2 separate regions of the Homo sapiens genome follow, and region 2 is linked to region 1. A link is a loop called in an ENCODE intact Hi-C map of the cell type or tissue named here. Cell type or tissue: GM12878. All regions are shown on one strand. Links, peaks and the distances in the headings refer to the core of each region. The heading gives the core; the rest is flanking DNA. Region 1 holds the start of PIK3C3 (phosphatidylinositol 3-kinase catalytic subunit type 3). Region 2 overlaps PIK3C3 (phosphatidylinositol 3-kinase catalytic subunit type 3).

What was found. Hi-C counts contacts between places; a loop is a spot of excess contacts. Peaks named below come from ENCODE experiments on the same cell type or tissue, not always from the same donor. Only the 100,000 strongest peaks of a DNase experiment are listed, where the experiment ranks them.
Region 2: a loop joins it to region 1, with 2.5 times the contacts of the local background. A loop is called at or near these places in 5 of 110 quality-filtered maps.

What each region holds. Positions count from the first base shown.
Region 1 is chr18:41,942,365-41,959,083 of GRCh38, reverse strand. It overlaps PIK3C3 (phosphatidylinositol 3-kinase catalytic subunit type 3), which reads right to left and starts at 3,850. Exons shown (of 25, transcript NM_002647.4): 1 at 3,725-3,850; 2 at 1,326-1,514. The coding sequence starts at 3,792. RefSeq lists an enhancer at 3,893-4,072. In GM12878, for the core only: no CTCF peak of the experiment used is centred there; a DNase peak (open chromatin) is centred at 3,963; H3K4me3 peaks cover 3,012 bases; H3K27ac peaks cover 2,501 bases.
Region 2 is chr18:42,024,890-42,032,889 of GRCh38, reverse strand. It overlaps PIK3C3 (phosphatidylinositol 3-kinase catalytic subunit type 3), which reads right to left. Exons shown (of 25, transcript NM_002647.4): 14 at 5,342-5,447; 15 at 3,449-3,565. Among named protein-coding and RNA genes, the nearest start is that of PIK3C3, 74 kb to the right of the region's middle. In GM12878, for the core only: CTCF peaks have their summits at 2,105 and 4,460 (motif pointing left); a DNase peak (open chromatin) is centred at 6,729; H3K4me3 peaks cover 288 bases; H3K27ac peaks cover 2,094 bases.

The sequences.
Region 1 (16,719 bases), core at 1-8,000:
TCTGCATACACCTTCAGGGGTTTGAAGACTTCCTGATTCCAGTTTAAGAATCTCTGATACAATTAAGGAATTCTGCTCCATTGTTTTAGGTGTGATGATGATGATACTGTAGTTATGCTTTAAAAACAGATATACAGAAATACTTACAGTTAAGGTGTTATAACGTTTGAGGTTTGTTACAAAATGGTGAGAATACAAGATTGGCCATGAGTTAACAGTAGGTATGTAACAGAAACTTAGGCGTTCACTGTATTATTCTATTTTTGTAGGTTTAAAATTTTCCAGAATAAAAAGTATTAAGTATATATATATATTTTTTATGTGTGTGTGTATATCTACATACACATACACACATATCTATATACATATATATCTATATCTATATACACACATATATATATACAGATAGATAGGCTAGATAGACAGACAGACAGACAGATATCTCTCCACAAAGACTACTGAAGAAATTACACCATTAAAATACTTGGTTTCGATATGGCCAGATCACCAGAGTTCAGGCTTCTGCTGTTTGAAAACCCTTTCCAGCTACACTGGGTGACACCTGGGACACACAGGGTTGAACCCTCTATGGCACAGTCTGGCTGTCCATGTGGTCACATCCTGTCTTCCATGAACACTCCTTCCTTAAAAGCATACAGCCTGTGTATCCTACACTGAGCCTACCAGAGTGCTGAATAACACTCGCTGATCAAACATCAGAACTGCACTACATAGTCTATCAAATAAGAAGTGTCAAGAAGTCAGATTAAGGATCCACAATACTCTTCTGAAAAAAACAGGAACTTCATGTTCATTATATTTACCCTGCATCTTGACAAGGTCTTGCTAATGTGCCATGCTGAATAAACTATGAATCTAAATAAATTAGTTTCATATGTAAAATAATAATAAAAATTTTATCTGAACCGATGGCAATAGATCTATCTCTAAAAATCTGAGCTCCAAACATCAGGTTGGACAATATTTCAGACTATCCAGAAGTATTTATGCATTCAAGAGCACAGGATGGTAAAGAATTTTAAAATGCCACAGACGTGTTTTTGTTTTTGGTCATGTAAATCAGTCAAGTGCTTATCAAAATGTCAATATGCTAACTACAAACATAAATCCATTTCTATTTCAATTGCAGTTATAATACTGACATGCATAATACTTTATCTGAGTATGTTTCTACTTCAAATGATTTGATCAATGCCTATAGGTATTAAGAAATTCCTCTATAATCCTACTAAATTATACTTGCAGCATCCATAAAGAAAGGTAAGAACAGTCTGTAACATACCATATGCCACAAAAAAACTTACTTCCATCTTGTACTAAATGCTTTGTAGGATGTTCTCACTGGCAAGGCCAAAGGCTTCCCTTCTGCAAAAACTTGACAAGTAACATAAAGATCAGAGCATGTCTCTTGATATAGTCCTGAGAACTTCAACATTGGGTCTTCCAGGACAGCTTTATAACTCTTTTGTTCTCTCTTCCCTTCCAAGCTTCCTCTGAAAGCACAAGACCAACAATGTTTCAGACATGAATTTTTTAAGCATGTACATATATACATAAGTACTAAGCATGTACATATATGCTTTAAGCATGTACATATATGCATAAGTACTAAAAAGTTTACCTTTGTGTTAAGGTATGCTACCTAAACAACATTTTCCTGTATATGAAATTAATGTCATTTTTATATATGATAAGGGTTTCTTAAAATCCTAACATACCTAATATCAGTCCCATCTTCATCAACACATTTCTCTATTTTATACTTCTGAATTTTAAACGCTGCCATTGACCCTTGATCTACCCTCTGGAAGTCACCAGCTTTCTAGGCCTTGGTTTCATTTTCTTCATTTCAAGTTGACCACATATTCATCTATTCTTTCAGGAAACATTTACCATAGTGGACAAAGAAGCCCAGAAGAAAGAAAAGATAAGCAATACAGTATTACAATAAAATATTAAGTCATTGCTTCTGGGGAAAAAAATTTACTTTTAACTGCATGTTTTTATTCTACTCTTTCCATTTTTTTCTTTTACTATGCATATGCATTGTCTGATCATTTCTTTAAAACAGTGGTATAAGTCATAAATAGATATGCACAGGATACTATCACAGAGGGAGGAACATTTTTTAGACATCAAGATTACATCAGATACTGTGCCAGGCATTTTATATTTTCTTTCTTACATAATTTTCACCATATTCTCATTTTATAAATGAGGAAACAGAGACTTATAAACTAAACTCCTTATCCACAGTCACAACGTAAGTAACAGAGCTGAGAATAAACACTAGGGCAGGGAGGCCAAAGCCAATATTCTTCCCATTACAGTAAGATAAATCAGAGTCTCAAGAGTACTTAGGCTGGCATGGGGAAGGGACTTAGTACCCCAGATAGATGTCTGAAATGATCCTGAACAATGCATGAGAGTTGAAGCAAAAGAAGCAGAACGTCATCCCAAAGGGAAAGGAGACAGAGTGAGACCCTGTCTCCAAAAAAAAAAAAAAAAAAAAAAGGGACCGGTTTTTTTGGCTTTTTCTTTATTTTTAATGTTCAAACATTTCAAAAAATGCATTCATATATCCAAGAAATACTGAGCATCAAGCTGAAGGAAAGCCCTTTATCAATATTGATCCTGTATAAACTACTAGTGGTGTATGCTATGGAAAATACCTTAAATGAGTGTATAAAGTATCATACAAAGGTACAAGGTGGTTGTTGACATATTACTTTTACCACCACCACCACAAACTAAAAAGTAAAGTATTTGTCAGCGAATAAGGGACTTCTGAAAATAAAATGAAATGATCATTCAAAGGTACATCAGACAACTGAGAAAATTTATCTATCACTTACTGCAGGCCTTTGACCGACACATATTTGTTGAATATTAATTGAACATACACAAGAAATGTTTATTAATTATGGATGATGCTATGGTCAATAATTTGTGATAGCTTTGACAACACTCCTACATGACCACCTTAAAAGGGACATAATTTCCAACTCTGTCTTGTGCATCCCTCGTCATTATACCAGTTCTATTATCCTCATCTCAAGATATCACGCCCTTGACCTTTACTTCAGCCGTGGTGCCCCAACGTTTTCCTGCAAAGACTCTTTTCTCCTATCTTCTTGGTACCTTTGAAACTGGAACCCTCATCTTCGACTTACTCCCAACTTCCCTGACTAAACACTGCCATACTACCCAAAGATTCACTCTAGGCCTCTATCACCTCCCGTGCTAATACACCATGTGCTCATCTTATTCTCAACTATCGCATCTGCCTGTGTCTACCTCTCCATAATTTCTGAAGCCTTCATTCCACCCTACAAGCCCCGTTCCAAAATAAAGATCGTCCTCTTACTTACGACGAGACTTGATTTCTTAATTTACAATGAAATAGTAATAAACTCTCAAAAGGCTGAACAGCAAAAACTTTAAAGACTGTAAAATACAGCGGAACTTAAGGGCTATTCCTACTGCTGTGCTTCTCACGGAGACCACGTATTAAATCCTTTTCCAAAAGAGCCCCTCTCCACGATCCACTCTCTCGCGCCTCCCTGGCTACAGCCCTCACAGCCGCCCCCAATCTGGGCCTTGAGACGAGTCACGTACTTTCTGCCTCTCACTCCCAACAGGCCCCTGCCCCCACGTCCCTACGCCCCAGCAATCCCACTCCCTGTCCCGAGTGTTCTCTTACATCTTAAGCTGGACGTTGATATCCAGGTCACAACTATAGATGTAGTGAAACTTCTCTGCTTCCCCCATCGCACCGTCTGCAAAGGTACCACCTACAGCGGGAACTTAGGTACAGGAAAAACAACATAAATGAACCAGCTGAGCCCCACAACACGGAACTTCCGGTTCCGCCCCCGCCAGCAAGCCGCCAATCCACGCCCGGAGCGAGTTCCGACGCGGCGGAACTCCCCGCCGAAACAACCCTTCCGCGCATGTGCACAAGGCGCCCACCATCTTGCTTAAGGGCAAATGTATACGGGAAACGGCTAATCTGGTTACATTCCAGTTTTCCTGTCTTGACAGCACTTTTTTTTTTTTTTAAAGAAAAAGAGACGCTATCATTTGAGCTTGAGCTGTACCTAAAACAATACGAAAGAAAATTCAATTCAAAAAGAATTATAACAGCTTTCACTGGCTGCCGGCTAAACAGGTTACAAGCACAAAAATTGGAATTTTGCCAGGTTTAAATTCCAGTGGCCTTCCCAAAAAGTGTAGCACTAATTTGCTATCTCAAGCAAGGATTTTCTCTTTCTGCTCTAAAGAGTAGGGAAAGGACTAAATAGAGAATAAATAAATCTGGGTTTCATGTTTGGTGTTGTCAGTATTCATGCTACTTTGGACATAATACTTGCGTGCATGTTTAAACTGGGAATATTCAAATTCAATGTAGTTTCAAGCCCTAACCCAAGTTAGAATCTAGAGGCCTCCTGTAATAACTACAGAACACAGATCTCTAAACCCTCTGAGCTCCTATAATGTTTGTTTTTATAATTATTATAATCTAAAATTGTAATACTCCCTTCCAATTAGATTGAAAACTCTTGGAAGGTAAGACCAGTGTGCCATTTACTTCCGTGTCTTGCCCCGCTAGCTGTCTAATGCATTGCTGAGTTTAATACTTCCTACTTACTGGTTATTAATGATGATATTGAATGAAAGTCTCCATTTTCTATGCCTTTATTTCTTTTTTTTTTTTTTTTTTGAGATGGAGTTTTGCTATTGTCGCCCAGGCTGGCACCATCTCGGCTCACTGCAACCTCCATCTCCTGGGTTCAAGCGATTCTCCTGCATCAGCCTCCCAAGTAGCTGGGATTACAGGCACCCGCCACCCAGTCAGGCTAATTTTTGTATTTTTAATAGAGATGGGGTTTCACCATGTTGGCCAGTCGGGTCTCAAACTCCTAACCTCCAGTGATCTGCCTGCCCTGGCCTCCCAAACTGCTATGTCATTTCTTTTTTTTTTTTTTTTTTTTTTTTTGAGACAGAGTCGCTCTGTTGCCCAGGCTGGAGTGCCCGTCTCTCTGTTGCCCAGGCTGGAGTGCAGTGGCGCGATCTCGGCTCACTGCAAGCTTCACCTCCCAGGTTCATGCCATTCTCCTGCCTCAGCCCCCCAAGTAGCTGGGACTTCAGGTGCCCGCCGTCACGCGCGGCTAATTTTTTGTATTTTTTAGTAGAGTCAGGGTTTCACCGTGTTAGCCAGGATGGTCTCGATTTCCTGACCTCGTGATCCGCCCTCCTCGGCCTCCCAAAGTGCTGGGATTACAGGCGTGAGCCACCTCGCCCAGCCTATGTCTTTATTTCTAAGTGCTGCATTTTAAGACGGACATCACTAAAGTATGTGCAAAATGGCGTAATTAGAATGTTGAGGGATTAGAAAAAAAATATTTCCAAGAAAGGGTGAAAGGTGTGGAGCTGTTTAACCTGGAAAAGGAAAAAAAATGGCTAATGCAGAATGTTTTACACAAAATAAGTTCTCAAAAATATTTATGGAGGCAAGAAAAGGATTTGGGTAGAATAAAGAAAAACATGATAGTTATCCTCCTATAACTTAAAGTTTAAACAAAAAGAGCACCTTTGATTTGTTCCTAAGAATAACTGCCACCAATGGTTGGAACTTACAGGAAATGTAATTTCAACAAACAATACAAATTGAACTTTCTAATTATCACAGCCATTCAACAGTAACACTGTTGTCACAAGTACTCTGTTTAAGGCATAACTCCAGCAATGAGTGTGAGGTTTGATGTGAAACCTCAATCTTGAATAAAATATTGACAATGTGTAAAGGAGTAAATTATCTGATCCCAGTGGTGAATAAATTACTTTCATTATGTAATGGTATTTAATGTATAAACCTAAGATAATATTATATACATATACAACCAAACAAATTTACAAATTAAATATAAAAACTTCAAATTAACAATCTTAATATAATAGTGGGATTTTTTACGGAAACTGTTGTTTGCAAAATGATTATGGAATATAGTGTTGGCTACTCTTACAGGACTGATTCTTTGAAATTCAGCACGTCTATACTGCTATATTCCACAGGGCAATTCATTTTTCTAGACTCTTTTTCTCTATTCAAATAACTATGAACTCTTCATGAGTGTAACCACCATGATGTATTCTGGCTTTATCTTGCCTACAACACATCTTTTTGTTTTAAGCCTGACTTTGTCCTTTTCTCATTAGCTCATAACAATTAAAGTAATACTGATTGTTTCCAAAACAGTTGCAAACACAACACAGATAAAAGCATGAAAATCAAATGTCAGTACTTAGTTATAAGATATTCATTCACAGAACCCAAAATAGATTTAACTTTTTAAAGATTATCAAGAGAAAAAAATAACATTAAAAATGTATTATAGAGGGATCTCAGAAAACTTGACTGTAGTTGTATTAAATATGTTAATACATCAAGGAAAACTAATGTGCCAATAAGGAGCAAGATTTTGGTAAGTCATGGAAGCATGGAAAGAATTATTATAGAAACCAAAACTCTCAGTGCCTTTTGTACTGTAAGTCAGGGAAGTGTTGGTTGGTAGACTTGAGTATCAGAATTCAATTAACAAGGCCATCTCTATAAGAGAAAAGGAAGCCTTAAGCATCTTATTTTGAAAGGAGAGGAATGATTTTTTCCTTCCCATGTGATTTTCATGAATCATGAATATAACATACGCTCATAATTATGGGATACAATTTGCATTGCAAGAGTCCACGGTGGCCTGTCTGCAGAAAAATAACTTACAGAAATAGGTGTTTTCTTGGTGTGGTAGGCTCTTCCAATGATTATTATATGATCCCATATTTAATTTTCCCTTGGAGTTGCAGTTTTGGCTTTGTGCTTCTTTTGCCACCTTGTTTCAATTTCTATTTTAATTATTCTAGTAACCAGTTTTAATGATGGCTTAGAAATGTGTTGATTGTGCCCCATTTCTTCCTTCCTTCCTTTCTTTCCTTCCCTTCCTTCCTTCCTTCCCCCTTCCCTTCCCTTCCCTTCCCTTCCCCTCCCTTCCCTTCCTTTCCTTTTTCCTGAATCGAAGTTTTGCTCTGTTGCCCAGGCTGGAGTGCAGTGGTGCAATCACAGCTTACTGCAGCCTCAACCTCCTGGGCTCCAGCAATCCTCCCACCTTAGCCTCCTGAACAGCTGGGATTACAGGCACGCACCACCATGCCTGGCTACTTTTTAAATTTTTTTTGTAGAGATAGGGGCTTACTGTGTTGCCCAGGCTGATCTCGAACTCCTGGGCTCAAGCAATCCTCCCTCCTCAACCTCCCAAAAGTTTAGTATTACAGACGTGAGCCACCATGCCTGACCTCCATTTCTTCAATTGCCCAGGACTGACATAATGATAATCAGGTTTATTTTTGCCAGTTTCTATAACCCAATTTATTCCCTTTGCTTGGAAATTTTTTTAAATGCACTGATAACTTTACAAAGCAACAGTCTGTTACTGAGCTCCCATCAAGAATAAACAAGTATGATGCTGTGAGATTAAATCTATCTCATAATTCCTTTTTTTCTAATTAAAAAATGCCTTTGTGAGTTTTCTAATAACTGTGTTTTAGAACTCAATCACATGCTAGAACAGACAACAGTGCTAAGGCACTTGAAAAATCCTAACTAATAATTCAAAAGTCTTGGCCATTTCTCAGCTGACAATGTGAAAAAAAATGGGCTTAATGAATATCCATGAATGATCCTAATGCAGGAACCCCCAAGGCCTGGGTCGGGGGTTCCATTCAAAAAGGTAATTTATATAGCTGCAAAAGGGAAAGAATAAAAGCATAAGTTATTCTGAAAAATAATAAAATTATACTTGCATATGTGTTCCTTTGTAATATCTCTGTTACATAATAACAAAGCTCCCTAGTCTTGGGCATTTCTTTATAGCAGTGTGGAAACAGACTAATAATCTGGGTTTCTTATTGTGTAAGCAATAATTATGTTTACAAATTAAGCCACTTTCATTTTTTAAAAATCTTTCTGTTACATACAGCTGGAAGCATATAATTCCTAACACGGTGTTAAAAGGTTTTTCATGTTCTGGCTCATGTGGTACTGTTCAAGCTCTCTAGACTTAGTGTAGTCAAGAACTCTAGGCCCTATCAAGTTTAGACCTTTTAAAAACTGTGCTAGCCTCTGGGAAAGTCTCCATTTTTCTTCCTGACTCCTACCAAAGGAACTTCTATTAGACTTATGCATTGCAAGCCTAAGATTACTCCTTCAAGGAAGCCTCTTCTGATGCCACCTTCCTCCCACAACACTAGTTAAACCAAGTCATTCAAAAATCTATTCCTCCTCGTATTCTTCTTTCACAGCACTTCCAAGAGTGTCTGTCATAATAGTTTGGTTGATTGCTGTCTGACCCACTAGACTGTGAGCTCTGTGAGGAAATGGTTTGTGTCAATTTTATTTACTACTTTTTATGGATTGAATGTTTGTGCTCTCCAAAATTTACATGTTAAAATTAAATCCCTGATACTAAGATATTTGGAGACAGGGCCTTTAGGAGGTAATTAGATCTTGAGGGTGGAGCCATCATGAACTGGTTTAGTATCCTTATGAAAGCTGGCCAGAGAGCTCTCTTGCATTCTTGCCTTGTGAGGATACAATGAGAAGTCAGCAGTCTGCAACCCCGAAGAAGGCCTTCACCTGAACCCAACCATGCTGGCACCCTGATCTCAGACAGCTAGCTGCTAGAAATGTGAGAAATAAATGTTTGTAGTTTAAGCCCCCGCCCCCTTACTATGGTAATTTGTTATAGCAGCCTGAGCAGACTAATACACCACTTACCGTATTGTCTACTTTAGTTCCTGGTGTAGAACACATGTTGAAAATAAGGAAAGTAGGAAATAAAATAGTACTTGAAAAACAACTATCTTTCATGTTAGGTGATTTTCCATGTATTATGTTATTATTTCAACAAATTCGTGAAGTAAATGTTATTACCCTATTTTACAGAAAGTAATTGTCAGGTGGGTTGGATGATTTGTATATGAATAATAGCTAATCATAGTGGCAAAACAGTTATATATGACTTCAGAAGGCATGACATTTTTATCAAACTATGAGGGAATGTTTCAGACTAATCCTGAACTTTTTATAATAGAAAATGAATGATTACTTCCAGTATTTTTTTAGATTCCTTGGTGTCATCAAGCACTGCCATTGGTCCCTCTGCCTCTTTATAGATGATATTCTTAGGCAAGCATCTTGACTCATTGCAGATTAGCCCCATGCAGAGAGTATATTTGGGTTCACTCAGCATCTTGCAGGTCATTTATTTATTCAACAAATATTTACTAAGTGCTTAAAATATGCCGCCAACTACAGCAGCAGTATACTAGACATTGGCCTCTTCAATCTCACTAGGGAGAAAATAGCTTCCCCTTCTGTGTGTAGTGCTTCTGTTATCCCTCTGTGTATGTTTTCTATGTCCTCATGCAACCTATCCTATCAGATCATAGGTTATAAATAATTTTATTTAATTTTTCCTGTAAATATTATGGGATGACAATGACTTTATAAACATTTCTAAGAACTCAACAGTTATCAGGAAACCCATTGCAATGAGTGTATCTTCAGCCTGCATTATGTTTGATCTGTAGTTCTGGTCTGTGTTGACTCTTACGCTTTTACAAGCTTCACAGGACAGAGGTGCTGCTACTATTTGTATGGTACTTCTTATTGCCTGGATCTGTGTGCAGTTGTACTTGTGCATGAAAATGCAATCATTGAAAGGTTACTGACCAACACTCAGACTTGTGAGTCTATAGGCAGCAATTAGTGGCATAAGTAATTCTCCAATCCCTGGCATCATTCTAAGTTACTTTACCACCTGTGCAGATTCCATAAGTGCCCAGGGAAACAGTGACAGAGGCCCGAAGAAGCAGGAAAGATCTTTACTGTATCTTAGGAATTTACCTTTAATAATAATAAAAAAGAACAAAATGCTTATGTAAACACTAAAAGACTAAACCCTGGAATGAAAAAAAAAAAGAAAAAGGAAAAGGGACAAAAAGAAGAATTGTTCTCTGAAGAATCTGCTTGGATTTGACCTGTGGATTAGTTCAAGAATTCTGAAAGTTAACACTCCTCTCAAGAAGAAAGAAGTGCTTGTTGGGCTGGAGGTCAGATATGGGAAGAGAACAGAGAAAGACTCAAATGAAGAGAATGTACGTAACAAATAAAACACTGGGGCTTCCATCTTCTCAGAGAAGCCACTCAAACCAAGGTGAAGGAGTGGAACTCTGTCTCTCTTTCTGTCTAAAGACGAAAGAAAAGTGTTCTATACCAGTGCTCTTCACAGCAATTAAGAGGAAATGGAGGCTTTCCAGGAACTCATAATACGTAGAATTGGAGCAAAGTTTTAGTTGTTTTGAAATTATTACTTTTTATGTGTCTCTCAGTGTTTGTTTGAGGATATCATTTCTGAATAATATCCTCTCTCTTATCTATATTCAGATTGTGTCTCTATATTCACCTATGGTGGTATAGTTGATTCTTATTCCTTGTGGTAGGTATGTTCTATAAAGTCACAGTAAACACTGAATTAGCAAATACTGAACTGCTGCTAGGGGCATATAGGATTACATTCCTGCCAGTGTCTGGTAATAACATTTTCATTAAATAATAAATACGTAAACGTGTTTTCTGTGTTTTCATGTAAAGGGATTTTATTTAATATATATTGTTGATTTATTAACATTGAACTCATGCACAACAGCACTATAACTCACACCTGAATGAAGCCTATGTACCACAGTTTTTCTCCATAAGACACATCACAGCTTTCTTGCACTTAGAAACACCAGAGGGCCCTTCTATCACCACGTTTACAGGATGTTTTAAACGAAATCACCCACGAAAAGCATAGAAATGCAAATATATATGGCTGGGCACAGTGGCTCACACCTGTAATCCCAGCACTTTGGGAGGCGGAGGAGGGCGGATCACGAGGTCAGGAGATCCAGACCATCCCGGCTAACACGGTGAAACCCCGTCTCTACTAAAAATACAAAAAATTAGCCAGGCGTGGTGGCAGGCGCCTGTAGTCCCAGCTACGTGGGAGGCTGAGGCAGAAGAATGGCGTGAACCCAGGAGGCGGAGCTTGCAGTGAGCCGAGATCGCGCCACTGCACTCCAGCCTGGGCGACAGAGTGAAACTCTATCTTAAAAAAAAAAAAAAGAAAAAAAGAAATGCAAATATATGGCACTGAGTAAACCTCCCGAAATACACTTATATATAGTATGAGAGCCGAAACAAGAAGGCAGAATCTCACCTTGTTTGGCCTCAGCTGGGAACATGCACATCAGACTTAAATTTTTCCCTCTGCCTCTGTGCACATGTCCACAAATGGCCACAAGTATTGATTTTGGCGTTACAAATAGATTTTAGTGAGCAGTTGAATTAACAATTATGGAATCTGTGAATACTGAGAATCGACTATATTTATTCTTAGAAAGAAACGAAGAGCTCTCTAGACCAGTGTGCTTATGATTCACTAGGGAATCTGACTAAAATGAAGATTCTGATTCAGTAGGTGTGAACTTATTCAGGACACCTGAGAGTTTGTTTCTAATGAGTGAGCCTAAAACTGCCTTGAGTAGTGCTAATCCCTATTTCACATTCCTTTTCATTTAGAGACACAGAAATTGAAACCTGTAGAGACTAAAGTAAATTGTCGGGGTCATGCTGATAACAATAGAGTTGAAACTTGACTACAGTTTTCCAGAAGACTTCATAGAGGAGATGGACCTCTGTGATGCTAACAGACACCAAGTTAAATTAATGATTAGGGCATCCTAGGAAGCTGTGACCTGCTTTGGCTGTTCTCTGCTGTTTCTTTCTCCATTCCTTTTCCAAATCTCTTTGAGTTTCTTGAAGGCTACCTCTAAGATATGGCGGGTCTTAAGACTTCTTTAAAAGAAACAGAGTTCTTTTCAACAACTCCATGTGGCAAAGAAAAAAACATAAAAGAAGCAGTTTTCTGATAGGATTTCTAATAAGCTCAGATAAGAGTTCATTCCATTCTTTCCATAATGCCTACATTCTACTACATAGCCCAATGAGTTTGACCCCTCCCCTGTTCAAAACCCTTCAATGGCTAATCACACGTGATGGAGTAGAAATTAAGTCTCCTTGCTGGGACCTCTTCATCTTCCACATTCTTTCTTTAGCCCCCTTTTGGGGTATTGTTTTCTACCACTTCTCAGCCTTGGCTCTCTGCTTGTGTTCTAGTCCACTGCAGTTAGCTGTGCAACTCGTATTTCACCACATATCTGTTGCTTATGTTCTATAGTCTCCCTAAAAAAAAATATTTCTTTTCCTCTTAGTGCCACTTATGTCAAGAATCATTCTCATTCCATTCAGCTCTCCTGGATCTTCAGTCACAAATTTTCAAAACTACTAGATATCTTTAAAAATCCTACATTTATTGGCATGGATATGTATGTGCATTTGTTATCTTGTATAAGTAGCCTGGAGACAAAATTAATTTGTCTTTGTATTTTCCACAGCATAATAACATGCACATTTATTATTGTACCTGCATTCATTAACTCTTTCAACAACTATTTATTTGTTCAAATCTGCCAAGGGCCAGCCATAGAACTGGAAAGAAAATATTTAATAGACACATGTAAAAATAGCCTCTGCTATTTCTGAATTACAGCTTCATAGGGAAGACAGAAAGCTAAATAAGTATAGTGTATCCTCATTATTCATGGTTTCTGTATTCCTGAATTTGCCTACTAGCTAAAGTTTATCTGTAATCCAAAAACCAATACTCAGAGTGCTTTCAGGGTCATTCACAAATATGTGCAGAGCAGCAAAAAGTTTGAGTAGTCCGACATGCATATTCTTAGCTGAGGTCAAACAGGGCGATGCTCTACCTTCTTGTTTCAGCCCTCATACTCTAAGTCCTTTCACTTTAAGTGTACTTTCAGCAGTCAATGTAGTGCCACTTTTTTTCTTTGCATTTTTGTACTTTGTGTTGGTGATTTCACTGTTTAAAATAACCTTCAAATGTACTACTGAAATGCTGTCTGGCATTCCTAAGGGTAAGAAGGCTGTGATGTGCCTTACAAAGAAAATACTTGTGTTTGATAACCTTCATTCAGGCATGAGTTATATTACTGTTGGCCATGAGATTGATGTTAATAAGTCAACAATATATATTAAGTAAGGTGCATGTAAACAGAAACATACATGAAATAAGGTCACATATTCATTGTTTAATGAAAATGTTGTGACCAGAGGCTTGCAGGAATTTGATTGTGTATTTCTCCTAGGAGCAATGGTTCAGTATTCACTAATTTAGTATTCACAACTGCTTTTCAGAACATAACTACCACAAATAACCAAAGCCATCTATAATTAGTTATGATAAGTGTAGAAGGTGATATAATATTCCGTGGGAGCACATCAGAATGGTACTTTACATTTGTTGGGGGCAGGTGCAACAAGGAAGGCTTTACAAATAAAGAAAGGATGAAGCAGTGATCTGAAGATGAGTAGAAGTTAACTAGATGACTGGGGAGAAACATAAATGGGGAGGAAGAAAGAAAAGCATTCAAGGCAGAAGGAATAGCCTGGATACACCAACAGAGGATGACTCAAAAGAAACACAACACAGTGAAAAGGGAATGTATTAGTTAGCTAGGACTGCCATAACAAAGTACCATAAACTGAGTACCATAGCAATAGACATGTATTGCCACATTACTCTGGAGGCTGGAAGTCTAAGATCAAGCTATTATCAGGGTCAATTCCTTCTGGAGACTATGAAGAGGAATCTGTTTCATGTCCCTCCCTTTGCCTCTCGTGGTTTGCTGGCAATCTTATGTGTTCCCAAGTTTATAAATGCATCATCCCGATCTCTGCCTTCATCTGCACATGGTGTTCTCCCTGTGTGTCCTTGGGTCCAAATTTTCCCTCTTTATAAGGAAACCAGCCATATTGGATTAGGCATCCACCCAACTTCAGTATGACCTTATCCTAACTAATTACATCTGCAATGATCCTATTTCCAAATAAGGTCACATTATGAGGTAACTGTGATTAGGACTTCACCATAAAAATTTGGAAGGGGACATAATTCAAAGAGGGAGGAAACCCACAAAAGAGGGTGGAAAGTTAAGAGAAGCTAGTGGTTAGGAAATAACTCTAAAAATTTTGGACTTCAGCTTGTAACTGAAAACCCCATTTTAAAAGGGAAAAAAGAATTGTTTATTGATTTATTTATTTATTTTTCTTTTGCTTTTTCAGAATTATTATTTTTTTACTTTATTCCTTTTTACCCACCTCCTACTTACCTCTTTAGGAAGGCAATTATAAGCTTTACCTTCTCTTCACCCAACACTCCCTCCATGTCAAGCTTGTGTACGTGTTTATTTAGAAGTTCCAAAGACCAAGTCTTGAGACAAACCAGGTGCCCCTAGAACTCTCTCACACCAGGAGATTGTCTCAGTTTACAACCTAGCTCTGCCCATGATACAGCAAGACAGACCACTCCATAGGTAAGGCATCCTAAGCAAGTCATGTAGACCTTGCACCTCCTCATCCCTCCCCTACATGCCATTCACACCAAGCCCCCCTTTAAAAGCCCCTGCTTTCTGCCCCAGAAGCTGAAGTGGTACCCTCAAAGCAGGAGGCTGTACTACTTCTCCTTGGCTAGCTCTGGAATTAAAGTCACCTTCTTTCTACCAGACCTCACACTTGTTAATTGGACTCTGCAAGCAGCCAGTAACCAGACCTGTGTTAGGTTATAGCCCTAAAGGTAACGTAAATAAAAATATGCTTCAGCGGGGAACTACACATTACCTAGTGACTCTTTTGGCTTATATGATTCTAGTCTTTCGTAGTCTTTGAGCTATTTTGTCACTTTGTAAAATTGTAGACAACTAATAACAACACAAAATAATTCCTATAGACAATTCCAATTGACGTTTTTCCACTACCTTTGGAAAAACCAGTTTTGCCTTAATTTGTATATCATTTTAATATTCCTGAACTAAAGATATCAAGAATAGTCTTTGAATTCTCTTTTTGACTTTTATGACATCTAACTGGTTCCAGTTCCCTTATTGATTAATGAGTAGAATGAAATTGTTAACATGTATGCATTTTTATATCTGTGTGAAAGTTGTCATTTTATCTTTTTGTAAGAATTATCTTTTGTAGCAACATGAAGTCTTCAATGAGTGATATATCAATATATGAACAACTGCATAAATAAGTCAGGTTGCATAGCAGGTGAACTCTCAAGAGGCAAGACAGTTTAGTTCTAGTTAACAACCAAGCTAAGAATGACAATTCTGAACTTTATCTGAGCCATGTATTCCTGGAAAATAGGGATGGTTAAGAAGACTCTCACTCTTTGTGATCTGGGAAAATGGCCACCATGAACAACCCTTCCCCCATGACTTACATAAAACTTGCTAATGAACCTCTTTTTAACGATCACAAGACCAGCCACAGACCCTTCACATTCCCATTATTTGTTTCATAAATGATTAAACTGTTTGTCTTTCCCAAATCAGCGAGACACAGAGATAAATATTTTCCCTCTATGCTGACTGAGACTCTTCCTGATTATAAAATGATTCCAACTGTAAAATCTCCCCATCTATAACTTGTTTATTCCTCCCTATATAAGTCTAAGGTGAAACCATTCTGCCAAGAAACTCTGGTCTTCAGACCTGAGGTGTTCTCCCTATTGCAGTAGCCTAAATAAAATCAGTTTTCTGGCCCCACAAAGTGGTGTGTGCCTGTAATCTCAGCTACAAGGCAAGGGAATCCTTGGAGAACAGGAGTTCAAGAGCAGTCTGGGCAATATAGTAAGACCCCATCTCAAGAATGAATGAATAAATAAATAAACAAATAAATAGGTAACAGTTCCAGGCGCACTTAAAAAAATCCAGTTGACAACAAAATGTAGCTAAAAAATGAATAAATAAAAAGTTTTTGGAAAAGATCAATTTTCTTAGTTGTTTGGGTCCCATATTCCAAGTTTCTCCAAACAGAGCTGAAGAGAAGTCTAGGATGTAGTTGACAATTTGTGGGTTCAGTGAAATTATTTCCTCTTCAACCTTTGTTTCAGTTTCAGCATAGTCTATTTGCTTTCCCTTTTCCTCTTTTCTACTCATAGTTTCATTCTGGAGTTTTTACATCTATTGATTAAACATATTATCATTTGGGCCCTCTGCAAAGGGATTGACTTCTGTCTGCACTATAACCCTCTGATAAAAATAAAAGATGTCTTAGTGGATTTAACTATTTATAAGTTAAACTAAAATAATTTAAAACTATATGAAGAAAGAAATATTTTGAAGGCAAAATTATACAGCATGCTATTTTTGTCTTTAATGGTTCTTGATGCATAGTTATTTAGTATGGTACAAATACATGTTGAATGCATTTTAGTATTTACAATCCCAGCCAACTTTAGTATTACTGTATTGGAAGTATTTTTCCATGCAATGCACAGAAGCTGTGGATTCCCCCTTTTCTTTCTTTCTCTTTTTCCTTCTTTCCTTTTTTCCTTCCTTCCTTTCTTCTTTCCTTTCCTTTCCTTTCCTTTCCTTTCCTTTCCTTTCCTTTCCTTTCCTTTCCTTTCTTTTTTTCGAGATAAGGTCTCCCTCTGTCACCCAGGCTGGGGTGCA
Region 2 (8,000 bases), core at 1-8,000, 74 kb before region 1:
TTTTCCTTCAGTAATAATCCCATCTCCTCCTGAATGATGAAAAGTTCAAGTTAAAATCAACTGAAAATCAACTGGTATGAATTTCTACATAAGTGTTACAAAAATCACTAAATCTACTCCTTAACTAAATGGATGGTCAGATCTACTAATGTGAAGTAATGTCAACTAATTTGAGAGTAAAGTTATCCTACCTTAACAAATTACTAGTTGATGCGCTAATTAAAATAAATAAATAAATAAATAAATAAATAAATAAATAAATAAAATAACCAGAAAGTAAAATAAGAATGGGGAGAGAAATCTAGCCACTTCTTACCACCTCTACCACTATAAGCCCTAAGAACCCAGCCACCATGATTTCTCATCTTGATTACTGCAATAGCCTCCTGATTGCTTCTCTTCTTCAAACTTTTCACCCTCCTACAGTTTCTTATCAAAAGTAACCAGAGTGCAGCTGCTAAAATCAAAGTCAGTTCATGTTACCCTGCTATTCAAAATCTCCAATAGCTTCTACTCTTACTCAGTGTTTCAGTCAAAATAATATTGACTATAATGATTTACAAGGATAAATTCCATCCATTTCCCAATTATCTCTAACTTCATCTCCTATTACTGTACCCATTCCCTCTGCTCCAAATACACTGGGCTTCTTCCTATTTCTCACAACTGCCACACATGCTCCCACCTCCGGGGCTGTGCACTGCTATTCCTCTGGCTGGAACAATCTTCTCCAGAAGACCGGCTTGCTCTCTTACATGCTTCAGGCCTTTGTTCAAATGTCAATTTCTCAGTGAGGCCTTACCTGGCCACTCTATTAAGAAGTGAAACACTGCCTTACTACTGGACACAAGTACTGCCTAATCCCCCTTCCTGTTTTATTTTTCTCCATAACATATAACACTATCTAGCACACTATATACATTTTATTTATTTATTGCATTTACTCTCTTCAACGAGAATATGATCCCCATAGAGGAAGAGATTTTTATATTCACTGCTGTATCCCAAGAACCTAGAAAAGCACTCTGCACAGAGTAGGCATGCAATACATATTTCGTATTTGTAGAACACATAAATGAGTAATATCCCCTAAAAAATCATAAAGTGAAAAGAGACTGCTTATAATATTAACAGTGAAAGTGTTAATTTATTTTAAATATAGATGGAAAAGATGGCCAGGCACAGTGGCTCATGCCTGTAATCCCAGCACTTTGGAAGGCCGAGGCTGGCAGATCACTTGAGGTCAGTTTGAGATCAGCCTGGCCAACAGAGTGAAACCCCCCCATCTTTACTAAAAATTAGCCAGGCGTGGTGGTGCACGCCTGCAGTCCCAGCTGCCTGGGAGGCTGAGGCAGGTTAATTGCTTGAAGACGGGAGGCAGAAGCTGCAGTGAGCTGAGATCATGCCACAGTACCATGGTACTGCAGCCTGGACGACGGAGCAAGACTATGTCTCAAAAAAAAAGTAGATGAAAAAGGCATTTTATTAGAATTCAAATATGTAGACTGACCTCTTCTAACATAATTTTTCCTAAACTAGAGATCAACGAAGGAAAGAAGACAACATTATCATCTTCTTTACTCATTTGACACTTAACTCAGGGATTACTCTGCCACAGATCTAACACTGTTATACCCACTGTGATATAGCTCTCGCAAATAAATTATGAGGGATGAAAAAGTGCTACATATGATTTTATATGATTAGTGGCCATTTCAATATTACTAGTATTAATGCCAATAATGGTAGTAGAGCGCTATCTCTGCATTTCTTCATGGTGCCAGGGCTTGTTTCTAGTAAATATATGTAAATAAAATTGTTTGTCTTTTACCATATCATGATAAAATGCCTATAAAGATTTTTAGCCAATACTGAAACTATACTTGGGATGGTCTGGCTTAAAATATAGGCTATGTGAGAAACACAAAATTTATTTGGGGAGACTCTGAGTGATGTCTCAAATAGGTGGTCAGCCTCCAGAAGAGCTAAAACTGAGGTGTTGCCAAGGTTCCTGTGCCTGCTAAATTGAAGAGCTCCTGGCACTAAAACAAACTGCTTTCAAATATAAGCCCCAAACTGCAGGTCAGAGCAGCAGACACTCCCTCTGCTGGTGGGCATCTGGGAATCACACTGTTTCCCACACAGCCACCTCTGGGGAGAGGTGCTACAGGGGGAACAGTAGTAGAAATATATTTATTTGACCAAGGTTTGTGATTCTTCTCAACAACAAAGAAAATGTCAACTCAACAGAACCGTGTTTCCTCTCAGCCTGTTTTCCCCTCTCTAACCTGCTGAACGTTACTCATTACTTCTTCTGCATGGCTCTGCTAGCATTTCTCTTTAGACCTGATTCTTTGCTTTTGAACCACTGACTCAAATCTTCATATTTTCCTCCTCTTTCTGCTGTCCTTTAAAAGTCAAAGGAACACTAAAATGTGTTGTTTTACAAAGGTCACCAAGAAAGGCCTGCCAATTATCTAATGGAATTAGGAAAAGATACCAAGCGAATCTTTCATATCATTTAGGCTACTGATCAGAAAAAATGTCACGTGAAGAACTCATCTACTCATTCACTTCTACCCATCAAGTGGAAACCTCATAGTTGAGAGACAGACTGATGAACTAGCCAGGAGAGAACAGTTACAAAGCTACTTACTAACAACCAGTTGTGAAACCTTGGGCAAGTCAATCTGGACTTTTGTTTTCTCAGAAGAATTCTAGTCTAAATGATCTCTAGAGATTCTTTCCATATCAAATATATTGTATATTCTAATTTGCTAAGATTCTAAAATGAGAGGTGGTAAAGCACTGTGGATAACAATATGGACTAAGAATGTCTGAGTACAAATCCCCACTCCAATATTTACTAGCTGTATGACATTAAACAAATTACTTGACCTCTCTTTACTTTCTTCTCCTCACAATTGGGATAATATTAGGTCCTAACTTATAGGGTTGTTATGAAGATTAAATATCATATCAATATATATATAAACTCATAAAACATTCCTATTACTATAATTTCATGGTAAGAAGTTCACACAATAGGCCGGGCGCAGTGGCTCACACCTGTAATCCCAGCACTTTGGGAGGTTGAGGCGGGTGGATCACCTACGGTCAGGAGTTTGAGACCAGCCTGACCAACATGGTGAAACCTCATCTCTACTAAAAATAGAAAAATTAGCTGGGCATGGTGGCGGGCACCTGTAATCCTAGCTACTCGGGAGGCTGGGGCATGAGAATTGATTGAACCCAGGAAGTGGGGGTTGCAGTGAGCCGAGATCGTGCCACTGCACTCCAACCTGGGCGACAGAGTGAGACATTGTCAAAAAAAAAAAAAAAAAAAAAAAAAAAATTCACGTATCAACCCAAAAAGACAATAGTGAAAATTCAGTATTTTCTGATGCCAAGATGCTATTAGGAACAAAAGCATACACCATAGGCTTACCTTTTTCTTACGATTTCCACTTTCGCGTTGTACTGCCTTCATTAGATGCACCAACCGATCTACAAATGTCTGTTGTGCAGCCAGCAAAGAACGCATAACTCTGACAGACTTATCACCCTGAAGGGTTCAAAGTGAGAAAAAATTAGTTCTATGTTGCGTAATGATCTGGATTTCTTTAACAGCATGGATAATCCTTATTCATATTTCTCACAGTTATAAACTTAAATAGAAAGCAAAACTGAAAAAGATTATCTTGATTCAAAAATAACAAGAAACCTCTTATCTTAGTTAAACACCACTAATCCATCCACAATCGAAAATTATCTGAGTCTTCAGCAAATACTGGTCTATCTACAACCGCATTTTTTTCCCACATAAACCATGTGACAAGATAGAATTCATTCATCCTAAAATACATTCACTCATTATTTGATTCAATAAATATCCGATGGCTTATGATGCAGAAATGTGCTAGACATATATACATGTATATGGCAGAAACAAAGATATAGATCTTCAAGGAACTAAAAATCAACTTTTAAAAAAAGAAAACTTCAAATAGCACCACAATATGTGCTTAAAATATAAGTCATAAAAACTAAATGCTATACGGTCCTATGTAGTGATTCCTAGTTCATAAAATATTATAAAATACATTTCTAATTTAATCTTCCCAATTACCCTGGTAAGGGAAGCTGGGTAAATGTTATCAACCTCATTTCAAAGATGAGGCAATTTAAACTTAAAGAAACTGAAATGTCTTCAAGGGTGACAAAGGCTGTAACAGAAACGAGATTAGAGGAGAGGACCAAAGGCTTATTTGCCAATCAGTTTGATGTTGAGAAGCTTTGGGAACGAATACAAAAGCTTAGTCTCAAAGTGTTTAATAAGATGTGATTTAAATTTTTAAAAGCATGAAACATCAAACAGATGAAAGATGCCATGAAATAGACTATTTCTGCGGCAAGCCACAGATTAATGTGTGGTAGCTTTCTTTTCGCTGCCCTTGCACCCTCTGCTGGCTAAACTGTGACACTGCTTTAAGAATCGAACACAGGAAAAATAAATCTCTTTTAAAAGCTGTTGAAAAGGCAAAAATACATTATATAAAAAGAATCTGCAATATGACCATTGCCAGATTTCTGGAAATGTACATAGCCTTGATAAGAAAGATACACAATAGAAAGGAAAATAAAAAAGCAAAGCTTTTTTTTAATTCCATGCACAGGTTTATTTCATTAAATTAGGGATCAAGAAAACTTCTGTAAAGGGTCAAAGAGTAAATATTTTAGGTCTTCTTGGCCATGCAGTTTTCATTCCAACTATTAAACTCCTATTGAGTACAAAAGTATCCATAGACAATATAAAAACAAATGAGTATGATTCTATTCCAATAAATTTATGAACACTAAAATTTGAATTCACATAATTTTCATGTATCACAAATTCTTCTTCTTCTTTTGATTTCTTTTCAACCGCTAAACCAGGCCAGGTATAGTGGCTCACGCCTGTAATGCCAGCACTTTGGGAGGCCGAGGCAGGTGCATCACCTGAGGTCAGGAGTTCCAGAATAGCCTGGCCCAACATGGCAAAACCCCGTCTCTACTAAAAATACAAAAATTAGCTGGGCATGGTAGCGGGCGCCTTTAATCTCAGCTATTCGGGAGGCTGAGGCAGGAGAATCTCTTGAACCCAGGAGGCAGAGGCTGCAGTGAGCTGAGATGGCACCACTGTACTCCGGCCTGGGTAACAGAGCAAGCCTCCATCTCAAAAAAATAAAAATAAAAATAAATATATAAAACCATTTTTAGCTCATGGGATGTTCCTAAACAGGCAACAGGCTGAATTTGGCCCATGTGCTGCAGTTTGCCAACCCTCACATTTAAGGGTTACCTTCAACAATGCTTGGCTGAATCTTCTCATTACGTTCAAGTACATCTCATGGGTCTTTGGATCTCTCTGCTGAGTATCTTGATCTTCACATTCCACTATCACATACCTTAAAAATAGTTTGAGCCATTCATGTGATGTGAAATGAAACTTAGATTCAGTTTGTAAATACTCATATCATTTCACTAAAACAGATTAATTTACATATGCAAAAATAATAAAATTGGAGTAATAAAACACATTTTATCATCACTTTTAAAAGTGAAAACTTAAAGAGGAACACATACAACCATCAATAAAAGGTAAACTAAGAGTGGTAATGCCTTAATTTGTGTAATATCCCAAATTTTCTAAAACTTTTGCCACCAAAACAAGCATTTTCTCCTATTTATGAGGTAGAGTATTAACATCCTCAGAAATCATCTAAGCTCACATATTTACTGAGTAACTCGAGAACAAAAACTATTATTTTCATAATCTGTGTAATACTTTGGTATTACATAAGACTCTCTTATTCTGAAAACCTCTCTGAAGCTATTCTTGTCACTTATATTTTCAAAAGATGAATAAAATTTTAAGTAATTTTTCCTTTCCCATCCAGTTTCCCGTTTTTCAAAGATCCATACATAATCTTTAACTTTCCAATTAAAAAACTATGGTTTTAAAGAGTAAAAGACATTTTAAATGTCTTCTTAACCCTCATCTGCTTATACAATTACAAAAATCATATAAGCAATGATCTGAATAAGACTTTATAGGTCTTCTAATCCAGTGTTTCTAAATGTTCCACTGGGAACAAACCAAAGCAAATAACAGGTTGGGCATGGTGGCTCACACCTATAATCCCAGTGTTTTGGGAGGCCTAGGAAGGAGGATCACTTGAGGTCAGGAGTTTGAGACCAGCCTCTACATTTAAAAAAAAATTAAATATAAGCCAAGTGTGGTGTCGCCGACTATAGTCCCAGCTACTAAGGAGGCTGAGGTGGGAAGATAGCTTGAGCCCAGGTGAAGCTGCAGTAAGCTATGATCATACCATTGCACTCCAGCTTGGGCAACAAAGGGAGATGATATCTCTCAAAGAGAAAAAAAAAAGTATCACAGCTTGATACACACAGCCACATATGCACACAGATGTATAAAACGGAAAAGTTTCACAAAGCAACATCCTGTGAGCAATATGTTAATATTTGCTATTCTGTTTATTTCATTTTTCTTTAAATACAAATGCTAGACTGTGAAACTTTAAATTACTTTCAGTGGATCATGATGATGTGTAGTTTGAAAACCATCAATCTCAATCAACTTGCTTGCTTCATCAATAGTGAAACTTAGAGGGGCTGTGTCTTGTCTATGGTGGTATGACTGATTGTAAAACTGAGATTGAAACCCAGGACTTTGGGCTCCCAGGTCAGACTTTTTTGATTTTACTAAGTTGACTTTCACACTGTTTTATCTTTAAAACACATGTGAAACTTTTCGACCTTCTTAACTGACAATGTTTCCCAAATCTCAAGTCACGGATGCTTATTATTATGCTTTCCACTATTTCTGGGAGAGTATACTCTGTATTCAGCCATTCAGATGGTCAACTTCATGAGAGCTGAGGGCTTACCTGTCTTGTTCTCCACTATATCTTCAGCACGTCCATGTCTAGCTCATAATAGATGCTCAACATATTATTAATACATTACTGTTGAATGAATAATTCCACTCTTGTGGATTTAGCTACTATCTCATTATTGATAATTTTCAAATATAAATACATATTCATTTTTTACATCTAAGGTCTAATCTTGAATTCCATTACATGACCTGCTTTCACATTCATGCACTCTAATTTTCAAGGACCAGATCCCCTTTTCAAGACACTGTTTGTCATTTCTAACTGAACACATGTAAAACCAAACTTATCACATTAAATTGAATTTTTTCTACCTCTATCGAAGGTACTAACAATATCCAAGGTATTTGGGCTAGGAATTCTCATGTAGCAGGGTTCACAAACTCCAAATTTTCTCAAAAGGCAGGCAGGAAACAAATGTTTGAATCACTTAAATAGAAGGAAAGACAGAGAAGTGGGGCTGCAGCCAAACCAGAGAACATAGCACTACCTCAAACTTTCCTTGGCACTCAGTTCAATTTGTGGTCCATGAATCTAAAGCCGAACATTAAAACAAAAAACAGCAGTTCTAAATGGTGAAACTGTCAATATGGTATTATTCAAATCCAAGCCATCCCCTTCTACCCTTCATTGTTAAAGTCCTTGATTATCTCCGTCATCTTAGGGTATTCAGCTTTTCCTGTGTTTATGCAGCAAACTTATTTCCAAATGAACATATAGCTGACCACAATGTAGGGGCTCACTGCTGTATCTTGCTCTTTCTGACCACCAAGTAAACACTATGGCTGCAGCCATTTCCTGTTATTGAAAATATATGTTGGCCGGGCGTGGTGGCTCATGCCTGTAATCCCAGCACTTTGGGAGGCCAAGGTGGGCGGATCATGAGGTCAGGAGATCGAGACCATCCTGGCTAACACGGTGAAACCCCGTCTCTACTATACTAAAAAAAATACAAAAAAATTAGCCGGGCACAGTGGCGGGTGCCTGTAGTCCCAGCTGCTCGGGAGGCTGAGGCAGAAGAATGGCGTGAACTCGTGAGGC